2 separate regions of the Homo sapiens genome follow, and region 2 is linked to region 1. A link is a loop called in an ENCODE intact Hi-C map of the cell type or tissue named here. Cell type or tissue: prostate gland. All regions are shown on one strand.

Region 1 (8,000 bases):
AGCAGCCAGGCGGGCATCAGCCAGGCGGGCATCAGCATCTTCACTGTGCAGATGAGAAACTGAGGCCGCAGAGGTGAAGGGACATGCCCAGGATCACTAAGGCAAGACGGGGGAAGAGCAGAGATCTTGGGCATGATCTCGGCTCACTGCAACCTCCACCTCCCAGGTTCAAGGGATTCTCCTGCTTCAGCCTCCCAAGGAGCTGGGATTACAGGTGCCCGCCACCACGCCCGGCTAATTTTTGTATGTTTAGTAGAGACAGGGTTTCACCATGTTGGCCAGGCTGGTCTCGAATTCCTGATCTCAAGTGATCCGCCTTGCTCTGTCCCTTAGGGACCTCAGCTTAGTGTTCCACACACTGGCAGATCGCCTCGTTCTTCTCAGGGCTCAGTGTTTTCCTGAGTCTGAACCACGATCTGGGTAGCCATCCCCTGGCGAGGACCATTCGGGGTTCCAGCAGTCACATGCCACGGTAAACAAGCTTCGTAAACATCCCACGACAAAGGTGGGAGAGAATCCCAGTAGGGACAATGACTACAGGTGGAATTGCTGGGAAAAAGTATGTCGGTTTTAAGTGTTGATAACTGGTCCTTTATTGGTCGTGGTCATTCATTCTTCTGCCAGGCGGGGCTGGTGTTCCTATATCCTCTCCTCACCAACAGAGCGTCTTATGTTTATTTGTTGGCAACGTGGCAGGTGAAACATGTACCCTGTCATTAAAAAAAATTATACTTGGCTGGGCACGGTGGCTCACACCTGTAATCCCAGAGCTTGGGAAGCTGAGGTGGGTGGATTGCTTGAGGCCCGGAGCTCGAGGCTAGCTTGGGCAGCACAACGAGACCCTGTTTCTACAAAAAATACAAAAATTAGTGGGGTGTAGTAGTGCACGCCTGTAGTCCCAGCTACTGGGGAGGCTGAGGTGGGAGGATCACTTGAGCCTGTCTCAGAACAAACAAACAAACAAACAAAAATAAGAAAAAAATACATAGTTTTAAAACAGTTTTAAACACATTTGGGAAAATATAGGCAGTAGAAATAGCAGTTGTGCTGTTAATGCCTCAGACAGGGCTGGGCTCGTAGTAGGTGCTCAATAAATATGTATTAAGTAAGTGAATAAGGAAGAAAATCCCATGGCTCTGCCAACAAGAAACACTTCTGTCAACATTTCACTGTGTTTGTTTTCCTGAGTATTTTTTCCTCTACATAATTTAGCTTTGTTTTCCATTCATTATGCTCACCCGTGCAGACACAGTTTTTAATCTTGTTTCTTTTTTTTCACTTCACGTTGTTGACATGTGTGTTTCTCTCTTCTAAGCAGCGTTTCAGCATCTCTATAAAACCCTCACAGGTATGTGAACCATAGATCATTTGAATCGTCTATTGTGCTTTTAGGCTGTTTTCAATTTTTCTTTTTATAAATGATGCAGCAGAGTATCTTTATGCAGAGACCGTTTCCATACTTCCCCCTGTGCAGAAGGAAAAGTAGGCAGAAGAAAGATTAACTTGGTCAAAGCTTTTAAAATCTGATTTAATACTTCTTAAGAATGATGCACCTTATGAAACAACTTTATATCTGTTGAAAAACCTAGTTCTTTTTTTAATATTGTTTTAAAAAATGACTTGTTCTGAACAATATCCTGTGCCTTTCAGAAGACAGCGACGGATATGAAAGGAGATTTGTTCTCTCCAAGCTCTTAGGAGGCGATCTGGCTCAGGAAACAGACACATCAGATCCGAGCATGTATCTGATGGTTGCTATGGGAACAAGTCATTTAACAGCCACTCAGCTAAAGCATTGATCAATAAGGAAGGGGGCAGGAGGGAAATAAATTAGTTGGTGTCTGAATAGCCCTGAGAGAGAGCAATAATGCGTCCCCTTCCCATGGCAGGGGCCCGGGCAGGAGGCAGGGGCGAAGTCTCGTCCATCCACGCTGGGATGTGTGGGGTAGGAGGGCAGAGGGGGCAGAGAACAGAATCATATTGGGGTGAGAAACCTGCTCCCCAAACCAGATATGGGGCAAGTGAGGCCTTAGACAAGGCTGGGGGCAGGGCTCCCAGGGATGGGGGCACGGCTGGTCCCGCTTCTCCACGCTCCTGTGATGTGCTTGCCGGGCCTGCTGGGATACCCTGTGGCACCCCATCGCTCTAGTGGGGAGTTCCGGTCTAGAGAGGAGCCGTGACTCCTTCCAGGCACATGGTCAACCCCACTTGTCTTCTGGGGGCTCCCAGCCTGGCAGGGGAGAAAGGCAAAGGCCCTCACGGGGTCGTTCATTGATTCATCCACAAATACTTCCTGAGCCTGTCTGAGGGACCATGCTCAGGCCTGGGCAGACAGCAGAGACCCAAGGAAAGAACAGAACTTGGGCTCTGGGGCCAAATCGTGGCTCGGCCACTTGGCAGGCTCTTCACCTGTAACGTGTTGAGAAAGTGACGTAAAGTCAGAGCCAGGAGTGGGCATCCTGAGTGCTCAGCTGCCATTGCTGGGACTCATAATCGCAAGGGAAGGCAGAGACAGAAGTGAGGGTTCCTAAGTGGAAGGTACTCATAAAGCCTTGGCTGAATACGTATGGCTGACACAGGGGTGTCTGTGTTTGCCACCAAAGGGTGGCCCTGGGCTGGGATTACACACGGAGAGAAGGCGGGAGGAAAGTCAGGGAGCCTCAGACCATTGGAGGCTGCATCTATTGACCTCTGATCCCCACAGGCATGGGTGTGGGTGTGGGTGTGGGTGTGGCTGGCTCAAGGGTCAGTGCCCACCAGAGAACTGGACCATAGATGAGCTGGACTTTTCCAACCCTGCCAGCCTGGGCCATCTCAAGGGTGCTATTGGTTGTGAGGGGAGGAGGCCCTCTTTTCTGAGTCCCTCCCCAGATGAGTGCAAGCTGGGACACATATACGAGAAGGATCCTAATAACATGCATGCCAAAATCCTGCTGTCCCAGCCTTTGGTTCCAGCAGTTTGACTTCTGGAAGTCTTTCCCAAGGAAATAACCTTGAACCCACGGTGTCTGCTGTAGCATTCTTCATAAGAGTGACTGCAAACAACCTCTAAGCCCCAAATCATGTATTGGTTAAAAAAATAATGATTCCTTTTCTTGCTTTAACTCAGGTGATCCCTAGAAACACAGCCAGTGGCCCGGAAGCTGCACTGTTTTGTGCACCGCAGGGATGGGCACAGATGGGGCTGCCTGCCCTCCTCCTGGAAGGAGGGAGAACCCAGTCTGGCCTGGAGTGGTCAAGAGCTAACTCTAGACTCAGCAAGACCTACTTCTCTCTCCTGCCCCTACTTCCTTGCTGCTGACCTGGGCAAGTCGCTGAAGCCTCTCCGTGCCTCAGTCTGCTCGTGCGTAAGATGGGCACAGGGCACACTGCCTACTTGATTGGGCTCAACCACGTGCAGTAAGTAGCTGGTGTCTGGCAAGAGCCCTCAGGAAACAGTAACCCCATTAATTCAAATGCACGTGCCTGGAACAGGCTCTGGGGGGCCAGCCCGGGAGTCCCACTCCATGATGGCCACCCTGGGGCCTGGCAGGCTGGGCTGGCATCCCAGGCCCACCGGATACTGGCTGTGCACCCCGGCCAGGCCACACATCTCTGAGCCTCACTTTCCCGTGTGTGAGATGAGGCTAGAAGCTGCTTTCTCTTGCGTGTGTGGGGATTGGCGGTGACAACACGGCCAGGAGCCCAGGCCCAGCCTACGCGAGCAGCCTCGCTCCAGGCCACACGCCCCACTCCTGACAGCTCTGTGCAGCGAGTTCGTGCGCGAGCGGGTGGCTGTCTGCCAGGCGAGGGGCGCGGGTGCCCAAGAGGGCTTCACTGCTTCTGGAAAGATCACAAGGAAAAACCACCTCCGCGGCGGGACGCTACCCGCGGGCCGCTGCGGTCCCGCTCGCGGCCGGCAGGGGGCAGGATGTCCCCGCGAGTCGCCCGTGTCTTCGGGTGTCCTCAGGTCACCCCGCACCGCTCGCAGCCTCCGCGCCTAGTTAAAGGGCGACGCACTCATTTCTGCAAAGAAGGAGCCCAGCGGCCCCTCCCCGGGGAACTCTTTCCATCAACTCGGGGCCTAATAATTTACATTTAATTTGTTAGCGGTTTAATGTTTAATTTTAAAAGCGAGATGATTCATTACCATATTAATAAATAATAACATTTATTATTCTCCTAATGAGTGTCCAAAATACAGAAGCAATTACATGTTTTATATATTTTCTCGTAATTTGAGACACCAGAGCGTTAATTACAGAGACTCACGCGTGGACCCCATTCTGATCCAGGGTCCTGATCCTGCCTTTGTTTCGGTCTCTGAACCAGCCGCCCTCCGGGGCTTCTGCAATTCCCTCAATTAGAGGAGAGGAAGTCGTACGTGACGAAGCTGGGGCTCTCACAGAACCCCGGCGCCCCAGACCCAGGAGCTGCAAGACCTCAGCTCCCCGTGCCCACACTCGGAGACCCAGGCCCCTCCCAGTCCCCCGTCTCCTCTGTGCAGGGTTCTTCAGGAAGAATCGGAAAGAGGCCCCCCGACCCACAACCAGCCTCGCATTCCCTCCTCCCGCAGGGATCCATTGAGCTGGGGGGTGGGACTATCCTCACTTCACAGATGGGGAAACTGAGTCCTGGAGAGAGACGCTCCGGTGTCCTCAGCTGGTGAGGGGCAGATCCGGGAGCCACGTCCCACGCAGTCGGTTGGCCCCAAGCTTGGTTCCTGCCTCAACCCCAGCGCAGGTTGCAGCAGGCCCGCGTAGGAGGGCGGCCTGGGTCTGGACAGATCCACAGCCGGCCAACGCCCCTGGCTAGCTCTCTATGGCTTTGCTTCTTCTCTTGACTTGCCAAGTTCTTCTTGTTCATTGTAGAAAATGTGGAAGGTGAGGCCGGGAGCGGTGGCTCACGCCTGTAATCCTAGCACTTTGGGAGGCCGAGGCGGGCAGATTGCCTGAGCTCAGGAGTTCGAGACCAGCCTGGGCAACATGGTGAAACACGTCTCTACTAAAAAAAAAAAAAAAAAAAAAAAAAAAATTTGCTGGGCGTGACGGCAGGCGCCTGTAGTCCCAGTGGGAGTTTGGGGAGGCTGAGGCAGGAGAATCACTTGAACCCGGGAAGCAGAGATTGCAGTGAGCCGAGATCGTGCCACTGCACTCCAATCTAGCGACAGAGCAAGACTCCGTCTCAAAAAAAAAAAAAAAAAAAAAAGTGGAAGGTGAAAAAAACACGGAGAGACAGCAAAGCTGGCAATGACATAGCTCCAAAAATCCCACTTCTCAGATAAGATGCAGGCAGTAAGGGCCTGGAGTTTTATGTATCCTGATGTTTGAAAGGGCTTGGACAGGGCACTTCCTCCCTCCATAGCTCTTCTGTCCTTAGGAATCCCTCCCTTCTGGAGGGGAAGGGTGGGGGTTTTCCTGTTTGGTCCCCAGGGAAGGAAGTTCAGAGACAGAGGCCCACTCAGGGCCACCCCCTGGCCTGCACCCCTGAAATGCAATTTGGATAATATGGAAAATTACTAGGAAGAAAAAACGCTATAATCCCCCCACCTAGAGATAACCAGGCGTTCTGGTATATACCTATTGAGGACTTTTTTCCCAAGCAAATACTCAGAAAGAGACTTCCTCCCAATAGGCATGAGATCTTACTCCACGTGCAGTTTGTCTTATCTTGATTTTTTTCCAGTAATCTTTTAAGAGTTTCCCATGCCATGTAGTCATTCTTCAAAAACCCACTTTGAACAGCTGCGTAATATTCCGCTGTGGAGGAGTGCCCTGCAGTGTAGAGAAATGAGTTATTTACGCTGAAGTCTGTTATTACATGGACATCTTCCCTTTTCTGACCCTGCAATGACCACACTCATAGGTGAGTCTCTCTGGAAATCCTTGACTACCTCCTTAGGGTCCATTCTTAGAAGTGGAATTACTGGGTTAGAGGGCATGAGTGCCTTGAGGGCGGCTGTCTCCCTCTACCTGCATGCCTGCCAGGGCAAACCCGTGCATGCTCCCAGGACAGGCCTGGCAGGGCGTGTCTCCCTGCTGCACCCTTGGTACCCTTGGCAGGGCTAACATTATCCTCTAAACCAGGTCTTTGCAGCACTTACCCTTTTCAAGGTGCTACTGTACCTCTCCTTTAAGGAGGGTTCATCCCGGGAATCGTGAAACACAGGCAGGCTGGTCCTCTTCTCACAACTTCATGATGGATAGACTGAGGCCCACTGAGGCCAAATGCACTTGACTCAGAAGGTTTTAGAATCTTTTTTGGATCCCATTTGGATCCCACACCATTGAAGCCTCCTTGTGTTTCAGATTATGGGGAAAGGCTCAATGATATGTCCCAGGAGAGTGCTGTCTCTGAAGTCTACCCAGCCACAACCCATCCACAAACTCATCCACAAACCTATTCATTCTGGAACTCATCCACTTACCCTCCACCCATCCATTCATCTCAGGACTCATCCACCTATCCATCCACCCATCCATTCACACTGGAACTCATCTATCCATCCATCCATCCATCCATTCACCCACCCACTTAACCATACATCCACCTATCCATCTGTCGATCCATGCATCCATCCATCTATCCATCCATCCATCCATCCATCCATCCATCCATCCATCCATCCATCCACCCACCTACTTAACCATCCATCCACCTATCCATCTGTCAGTCCATGCATCCATGCATCCATCCATCCATCCATCCATCCATCCATCCATCCAATCATCCATCCATCCACCTACCTACTCATCCACTAAAAAATATTGGTTGAGAACCAACTCTGACTCAGGCCCAGGTGCAGGAAATTTTGCATGAACAGCTCTGGCTTTTACAGGCAAGGTAGACCTTAAAGAGCAAGCACAGTTGCAGTGACTCATCTGCAAGGTGAAGGTTAGGTATTATGGGAGCACAGGACAGGGAGCTCAGACCTTCCTGAGAAGGGTGGACCAGGCCCCACTGGCACTCTTTGTGTGACCTTGGTGGAGTCCCTGCCTTTCTCCTGCCCTGCTCCCTATGCTGAGCCACAGAGGAAAAGCCATAACTTACATATTGGCTAGAAAGCATAGTTGGCCAGGGGGAAGTTGGCCACTTTCTGGGAAGCAGAAAGTGGGCAGGGAGGCCCAGCCCCTGTGCTGACATCTGTGTGGCAGTTATTCTCAGGGGTCTTGAGAGAATTAGAACAAACACAGAGGTCAGTGCCAGGCACCACTGTCACGGGGCCATGAACTCTTCATTGTTATTGCTTATTATTATTATTAGTAGTAGTAGTACTAACACTTTCTGAGGTTTTTTTCATCGGCCAGGCATCATGCTGAGAACTTTCAGATATTGGTTCATTTAATCCTCCCTTAGCCCTGTCAGGTAGGCAGAAATTGTTACTCTCACTTTACAGATGAGAGCATTGAGGCACAGAGTAGTTATGTAACTTGCTCAGGGTCACAGCCAGTAGGTGTGCGCAGCCTGTGCCTTGTGGCTTTGCTGCATGCCCTGCCCTTCTTGTTCTTGTTACTGCAGGCACCTACAGTGGGGCATTTAGGGAGCCTGACTTGCCCAGGGACCCACTGAAGAATCCAGGCCCCATCCCTAGAGTAGCATGCACAGGAATCTCCCTGCCCTGCCCCGGCCTCTGCAGTGTGAGGTCAGGCGTCTCCTTCCTCCACAGGCCCTGGACTAGCACGCACGGGAGCCTCCCTCCAGGCCCCATCCCTGGAGTAGCATGCGTGGGAGTCTCTCTGCCCTGCCCTGGCCTCTGCAGTGTGCAGTCAGGCCTCCCCTTCCTCCACAGGACCCCATAAAGGGAGGAGGGGAAGCACGTGTGACCCTGCACACTTCTCCCACCCTCTCTGAGCCTTTGTTCCTGAGGGGCCTCGGGGGAAACCATGGATGTGAAAGAATGCTGCGGAATGCAGCGCAGGAGTGAGGCTGCAATGGTCACTCGCTCACTCAGTGGGTGCACATGCTCTGCCCTGCTCACAGCAGGCCCCTTCTCGGCACTGGGGTTCCAGTTGTGAACAAGA
Region 2 (8,000 bases), 1.2 Mb after region 1:
TAAGCCGCAAAACAGAGAAGGTGGTATCTCCTCCTCAAGGTTGCAGGGAGCATTAACAGAGAATATGCATGAGGAGCACCTAGCCAGCGCCCGGCACTAAACGACAGCAATTATTATTACTCATGCTCCAATCACTCAGTACATATTCCTCATGCCTTCCAAATGCGCTCATTTCACATCAGCCCGGAGCGCTCCCAATTAATGAAAGAACAAATTAAACTGTCATTACTTTGGTTTAATTCTGTAATTAAAGAACTTCAAGAGGCGACAGGCTCTAAATAATGCATGCTTTTGTCAGAGATATGTTGAGTTCTGGGCAGAGAGAGAAAATAAAAGGGGAAAAGCTTTGGGGAAAAGGAGAGAGAGGAGACATGAGGCTGCAGCAATGATATTTATCCCCCAAAATCAGAGGGAACAATCGAGTGACAGCTGAAGGACTCAATTTGTTTTTGAATTAAGGCTTCGGCTAGCACGGAAAGCAGAGAATGGAGGGCCCTGCCCCCCACCCCCACCCTATATCTGCCATAAACAGAAACGGTGTTAGGAAGAATTCAGTCGGTGGCTTTTCCAGTAGATGGGGCGAAGCAAGGCAGTCATTCTGACATCTGCTTGTGTGTGACTCTCCTTTTTATCTCAGTTCAGGGGAAAGAGAAATAAAGAAAGGAAAAGCATGTGGCACATAAATTTTTCTAAATGTGTGTCTCTTACCCAGCAGATCATGCAGCTGCCACGTATTACAAACCTAATGAGGCTGTTATATGCAGTGGTGAGGAAAGACAGGCTTGGAGTCAGAAGAGCAATATTCAAACCCAGCTCCACCTTGCCCTGGCCTAAGGTGTGAACACACCCCACAGAGCAGGCCCAGGTTTCCACCTGCAGCCGGGCAGGACTCAGAGAGACAGGGAGCAGTGGGCACCTGTGTGCGAGCGCCTGGGGCCTGCCGAGCAGTGCGGTAGGTCTGGGTGGGGAACCAGTCAGCGGGCCTGTGACTTCAAATTAAATAACTTACTGAGCTGTTTTCTTCTTGTTAGGCATGAATGTTTCCATAAATCCCATACACTGTGTAATTGCTATGTCCTGATTCTCTGAATCACATAAAGAAATGGCTTTCAGACATGGCCTCCATTTATGCTTCTATTAGCTGCAGAACCCAAAGGATGAAATGTTATTAAATAGAATGTTTTTTTTCCTGCAATATCGCTAAGTTCCAAGAACAGCTTGGAGGTTTCCCTGAAAAGGTTGGCAAATGTGCTTAGTACACAGAATAGCAGCTGCTTTACAAACTGCATACTTTTATTAAATTACTGCCCCTGCAACATCCTGCCAGCCACAGGATTAAAAGGAAAAAGAAATTAAACTGATGGGAATGGTTCCTGAGCAACAGGTCGAGATACAAGGGGACAGATCACCTTTGAAACCTATGCAGTTCAGGGGCAAGAGAGAGGGTTCTGATCTGGTTTTGTGTGGGAGAGCCTAGCATATAAAATGTTAATAACATAGACCCACTATTTCAGTGCTGAAATGTTGCTTATCCACAATGCTAGATGTGTGATCTTTTTCTTTCCTTCTTTCCCTGCCAGCCTGGGAGCTCCCCCAGGGTGAAGACCCCTGCCTCTGGTACACCACCATCTACCCAAGGCCTGGTGGACCACATGGCATGCAGTAGGTGCTCACTAAATACTGGCTTTGTGGCTGAGGGAATGTGTGCACCCTCAGCAGAGGGCTAGCCACAAAACAGGTGCTCAGGAAGTGTTCAATTCATCAGTCCATCCAGGAGCAGTGTGATAAGCACACTCTCCCTGTAAGACCCTCTGCAACCCAAGCCCATCCCTCCAAAAGAAGAGCTCAAGCATGGCTCTGGCCACAGTCAAAGCTGGCCCTCTCCATGTTCCTGCTCCTCCTGGCACCTCCCAGCCCCTGCACTGCTGAAAGGAAGCCCTTGGGAGCAACAGCCTGGTGTCAGATCTTCTCTCTGCCTCTCTCTATGTGTGACCCTGAGCAACTGCTTTACCCTCTAACAAGTTTCTCAGCTATAAAATGGGAATAAAAATACCTAACAGAGAGTCAGTGCAAGGCCTTCAGCCCAGCGCTTGGCATGCAGTAGGTGCTCAATACCTGGCCACTGCTACTGAGACTGCATCTAGGAAGGAACCGATGCTTGTTGACTAGGCTCTGTATGCCAAGCACCAATCAGGGGCTTTCCTCCTACTGTCATTTCATCCTGCAGCAGCCCTATGACAGAAGCGAAAGTAGGATTGTCCCATTTCACAGATAAGGAAACCAAGACCAAGAGCTTCAGTAACTCAGCAGGCAGGCTAGGAAGCAGCAAAGTCCACCTGCGCTCCATGTGGCCCCCAGCCCATCTGCAGGCCCCAGCCAAGCTCTCCTGTGTGTCTTCCACCCTCCCCTGCTGCCCCTCTGTGTTCCCACACTCTGGCACTCCAAGACCCACACACTCTGGGCACTGCCACTTCCAGCATCTGCCTGGAGAGCTCCAGAGGTAAGACCTGTCTGGAGAGGAGACTCCCTTCCTGTAAGACGCAAACCACCCCCTGCACTGCCTTCCCTGCCCCACCCCACCCCCTAGGCAGTGAGGGTGGCCCAGTCTTCCCCTACAATGCTCAGTTCTCACAATCATCCCCATAAACATCTTTCTAGCCCCCATTCTACAGCGACCACCCTTCAAGGAGACAGCGCCCAATATCACACACAGGACCTGGCACACAGAAGGAGCTCAGCAAACGTTTGATGACTGTGTGGTAAATGAACAGAGTGCCTCCTATGTGTCCCTCATGATGTCCATACCAGAGTGTTCTGGAAACCTAAGCCAGGAAGCAGAGTCTTATCTCCCTGGCCCAGTTTCAAGACCAAACCAGACAGGGCTCTGTATGTCTTAGTTGATTAAAGTGATGAACAGGAAGAAAACACAGGCTGTTTATTGGCTCCACAGAGAATCCCTTTCTCAAAATGCCAGGGACCGGGTACTTTGACACAAATTCAGCAGCAGCATCTTTAATCATTTCAGGGTTAATAAAAAATGTCAATTACATTTGTCATCAGGACTATCCTGGGGGAACAATCCCAGTGCAGACAATCTCTGGCCAAATGACAGCCTGGTATGTTTGTCACACATCCCTCCAGCTGCCTCGCTGACGAATTTATCGAGGTGGTTACCTCCCCCGGCCTGTCCCTTCGTAAATAATCAGAAGTAATATGGATCTCCCAAATAATCCTGACCTGAGAATTGCTGCTCTGGCTCTCCCTAAATAAAAGAAGGGAATAAAAACAGGGAATGAGACTAAATAGACCAGAAGGTGAAGGTTGCCTGGAAGGATGCGTATAGCAGCCAGGGCAGCCTGGGCTCCTTCCACATGGACAAAGCAGGAGCCTGTGTTTTTCTCCCAGTGTCCCTCAGTGCTCAGCACAGCCTCCAGAGAGCTAGCATGCTGAATCATGACGGCCAGCCCCTCCCATGCCCCAAAACCTTGAGGGTCCCATCCTACAGCCCTTTCTATCCGCCTGTAAACAGCCGCTCAGAACAGACTAAGTGGCATGCCTCCACGGGACTCAAAGCCAGGTGTCTGGCGCCACCCCGCTGCCGTGGCCGAAGGGCTCCCTGACTGTGGCTGCCTGTCTGCATTTTGAGAGTAGCTATTTTGCAATCAAAGAATTCCTGCACATTCATTTGCCAGGTGCAAACGCATCCAAGAGGAAAACACTCCCCTGCTATGACTGACACACATAAAGAGAGGAATGGAGTCAGGTTGAAATTGAAAAAGGAAAACGCTGCTTTCCACCCCAGGACTACTCCAAATGTTCTGAAATCCTGAAATGTGCCTAAATGAAGTGTTCTATCTTTATCAGAGAGTGACTCGAAAATGACTATGCTGCTTTTAGGGACGCTCACATGACAGTTTCCCATGTTTGTTTCTTAACAATGGATCCTTTCCTTGACAAGTGGACCTGAACATGCACTGGAAGTCAGGGCCCAGGCTTCCTCCAACTGGAAGTGGGGTTTGGGCAACTCCCTCAGCCTCTGCCACGTCACACGAGAGCGCTGCCAGCTAGTTCACTCCCATCCACTGCAGCATGCTTTACAAATGGGAGGAATTTTTGCTATAAAACCCTCAAACATTCAAGATAACATTTATTATATTGAATGGAGAAAATATGGAGAGTGTGAAAAATATATAACTGTTTCTAGTATTCATTTTAAAGCTATGGCAATTCAAAGAGTTAAGCTGAGCACAATGCCTTGAAGACCACTGTTAGTTTCTCCAACTCACTGTCACATAAAAAGCGTCCACCCCCACATGGCAAGCAGGGGCTGCCCAGCTGTCCTTCCAGAGAGTTCTGTCTCCAAGGAGAAATCCAGGTGACGCTTTTTCAGCAGCCCCACAGGCATTAGGTTTGCAAGTTAACTTTCACAAGACAGGCAAAGGCTCTTATTTTGACGGCTTCCCTCCATCTAGGCAATTTTATCACCTTCATAAACACTAACGGCTCTTGAATACCTGCTGTGGGCGGGCCGTGCTGTACCAGGCTGAACTGCACAACGCCACACAAAATGCCATCAGATGAGTCACCTGTCTGCACTGAATCAGCTCTGTGATGCACAGGAGTCCGGGGGCTGAAGCAACAGCAGCTTCGTCACCGAGGCCAGAGCCATCCACCACGCATTCTGACAAGCAACAGATGCCAAAGGGCAGGGTCCTTCACTTCCTGAGTGCCCACCAAGTGCCAGGTGCCTCACACATGTTGTCTGTGATCCTAACAATAACCCAGGAGGGTATTCTGCCACCAGTCACCAGTGGGTGCAGGGAGGGTCAGAAAGGAGGACTTCACTTGCCCAGGGCATAGAGCTAGGAAGTACCTGGGCAACTGATGCCCAGCCCCACTCCCTACTGCTCCTTGCCTCCATCTGCAGGAGGGTGCCCTAGCCACCAGGGCCAGGCCATTTTTTGTGGGCAGGTGGTCAATTGGCCATGTGCTAAAGGAAGTGCAGACCCCTAGAGGGGTTCTAGAAGGAACTCTGGCCTTGCAGCCAGGCAGTTCTGAGTTCAAATCCCAGCTCTGCCTCTTACCAGCTGTGTGACCCTGAGCATATCACTGTACCTCTCTGAGCCTTACTTTCCTCAGATATACAATAGGGAAAATGTAATGAACCTCACAGGGTGGCTGAGAAGACTAAACAAGATTCAATGAAATAACATGAAAGCCACTCAACCTCTCTCTTCTCCTTAATCAAGTCTGCCTATAATCAGCTTTGGATGAAAAAGCCAGAGAATCAAACCTAACTTCAAATCCCACCTCCCAGGTTTGCCAGCTGAATGATCGTGAGCATGGGGCAAAACCTCCTCTGGCTCAGCTCCCCATAGCCACCTACAGGGCAGTGCAAGGGTTAAGGAGCTGGTGTCTGGCACAGAGTGGGCGTTCAATAAAAGCTCATTCAATTCAATTTGACTTAATTAAAAAACCTTACTCATAGCCTCGAGAATGGCAGGAGCACAGAGGGCTAAAACTACAAACAGAAATCCATTTGAAGCCCATAAATTTTATATCCTGCCAATGAACGCATTTTCTTATTAAGCGACAATATTATAAACCAATTCTGAATTCCTGGCAATGCCTAAGAGTCATATCTTCATTGGGCTGAAAGCTGTTGTCAAATCACAAAGAAATTGAAGGGGTTCTAAAACAACTCATGGAAAGGAATAACTGAAACCAAGTTTACTGAACAAATCAAATTATTTCACTACGTGCCTGTCTTTGCAAATCTTCTCCAAATTACACTTCATTACAAGACTTGGAAATTAGACACCAGCAACAAAATAAGAAAGCCAGAACAGATAAATATTTACATAATCATGAGAATAATAATATTCTCCTGTGCAAATCTACCTACTACTTTGTTTACTCTTATTAACTCAAGTTTAGAAATGGGACAATCATCTGAAACAGGGCCCTGGGGATTTCTTTCCCAGACTCCAACTACTTCTTTCTTTTGCGAAAACAATGGTGTGTCAGGAGAAAAAAGGATGAGAAGGCAAGGACAGAGGGAGGTGCAGTCCTCCTTGAACCCCTTAGCATCCTTGGTGGTCAGCTCAGGGCTCACAGCAGCTGGGCAGATAAATGCTCTGAGCCAGCTCCTGTCTTCTCTTCTTCACTAAGGGGGCGTATAACACCAGTGCTGTGGGTGAACGTAGGGTTGGAGAGGTAGAGGGAGAGAATGGGGGTTAACAGTGGTGGTGACAGTAACATCAGTAGCAGTAACAGTAATACTACTAATACTAATAATACTAGTAATAATACTAATAATAATAATGGCAACCAATGCCCAAGTGTCTGGGTGCTGGACACATGTCATCCCAAATCCCTACAACCACTCTCTGCTTAGAGGTATGTCTCTGCTTCACAGTAAGGAAATCAAGGCTGCCAGAAGTTAAGCAACCCACCTTGCCCAAGGCCACACAGCTAGTAAGTGCCAAAGCTAAGGTATGAGCCCAGCTTCGGGTGGCTTTTTTATGCCACTATAGTACCACTTCTTGGGCACTGAAACCCAAGAGCTGAAACAGTGAGACTCAACACTCAGCGGGCTCAGACTGGAATCTCAGATATGGGTCTGGGTCTTGCTAAAGCCAAGCTGTGGGGTCTCTTGAGGAGAGGATGGGGCTAAGGCTGGGCCGTGGGGGGCTGGGCAGAAGGGACCTGCTTTCTACAGGCAGGTGCTCTTCCAGGAGCAAGACCAACGTGTGGGTTGGGCCCTGGAAAGAAGTCCCTGCTCTGGGCTCCACCTCCTCCTTTCCTGCCACTCTCCTGAGCCCTCAGCCACAATAATCAAACATGCATACAAGCATTCAACACACAAGTACCAGGCCCTTACTCCAGCTCCAGCCCCTCACCAAGCACTGAAGGGACCCAAATGGCTAAGGCACAGCCCCAGTGCTAAAAGGCCTTCAGTGCTCTTCTAGGCAAGACTCTAACTGTTGTGCCACATTTTCCAAAACAAAAAGGCAGAACAGATGGCTCAGCATATGCTGTGGCACAAGGACAGCAACTGAAAGCAGGGCCAACCTAGCAAACCAAGGCCCTCTGGGAGCCAGAGCTTTTGCTTCTGGGGTGCGCATGTACCCTCCACAGCTCAGGGGGCGAGAGCGAAGAGACGCTCTCTTCTGCACATATGATGCCCAGCCAGATGTTCCTAGGTGAAACCCAACCCCAGGAAGGACCCAATGACATGGCAAAGTAAAACCAAGCTACACAGGAGACTGACACACAGGACACTTGTCCCCAGTGTGCAGAGTCCTCCACGACCCAAGAGACACCGAACACCTGACTCAGAGGCTACCTGGCCGGCCTAAAGGGAAACCCAGGCCATAGTTCATGGCCACACTGCCACATAGTGCCATCATATAGGAAAGTTAGAATGACAAAAGTATCTGGCTGCAAATCCATGGAGCCAACATTAAGATGCCATCAAAACATGTAAGCTCAATGTGAAACTATTTCATTGCAAATTATACCGCTGCAAAATAAACAAAGGAAATGAATTCTAAAAAGCATTAAAGTGACATTAAAGCAAACTGAACTCCTTTCCCAAGTACAAGCAAAGTCTAAGTATGACAAGCACACACAGTCTGTGGTGAAAAGGCGGGCCCAGGTGTAGTAGTCAGCCCTGCGTCCCGGCTCCCACTGCTTGTGGGACCCTCCATAAGCGCTTCACTTCTCTGAAACTCAAAGCACTCATATGGAAAATGCTGGATGGGAGGACTCAATGAGATAAGGTGAGAAAGCTTTGTTAGCAAAGCTCCAGACATAACACATCCCAAAGACACATGGCTAGTCAACAGCAGAGCTGAGAATTTGACACCTGAATCTGGCCTCAGCAGATGCAAAGAACTTGCTGGAGAGGCCAGTGGTACTATCCTTCCCCATTACAGAGAAGACAATTAAGGCCCAAAAAGATTAATGATTTGCTCAGAGTCAACTCTTCCACGGTG

Evidence for each region. A loop is a pair of places that touch in the nucleus more often than their neighbours do. Peaks named below come from ENCODE experiments on the same cell type or tissue, not always from the same donor. Only the 100,000 strongest peaks of a DNase experiment are listed, where the experiment ranks them.
Region 2: a loop joins it to region 1, with 2.5 times the contacts of the local background. A loop is called at or near these places in 8 of 110 quality-filtered maps.

Annotation. Positions count from the first base shown.
Region 1 is chr14:101,624,514-101,632,513 of GRCh38, reverse strand. It overlaps LINC02320 (long intergenic non-protein coding RNA 2320), which reads left to right. Exons shown (of 6, transcript NR_184269.1): 5 at 1-101; 6 at 3,110-4,165. Among named protein-coding and RNA genes, the nearest start is that of DIO3, 67 kb to the right of the region's middle. In prostate gland, a CTCF peak has its summit at 3,892 (motif pointing right); a DNase peak (open chromatin) is centred at 3,903.
Region 2 is chr14:100,435,959-100,443,958 of GRCh38, reverse strand. The region is part of intron 2 of WDR25 (WD repeat domain 25); the gene reads right to left. Among named protein-coding and RNA genes, the nearest start is that of WDR25, 63 kb to the right of the region's middle. RefSeq lists a silencer at 2,713-3,007 and an enhancer at 4,180-5,379. In prostate gland, a CTCF peak has its summit at 3,591; DNase peaks (open chromatin) are centred at 3,598, 4,018 and 4,528; H3K27ac peaks cover 742 bases.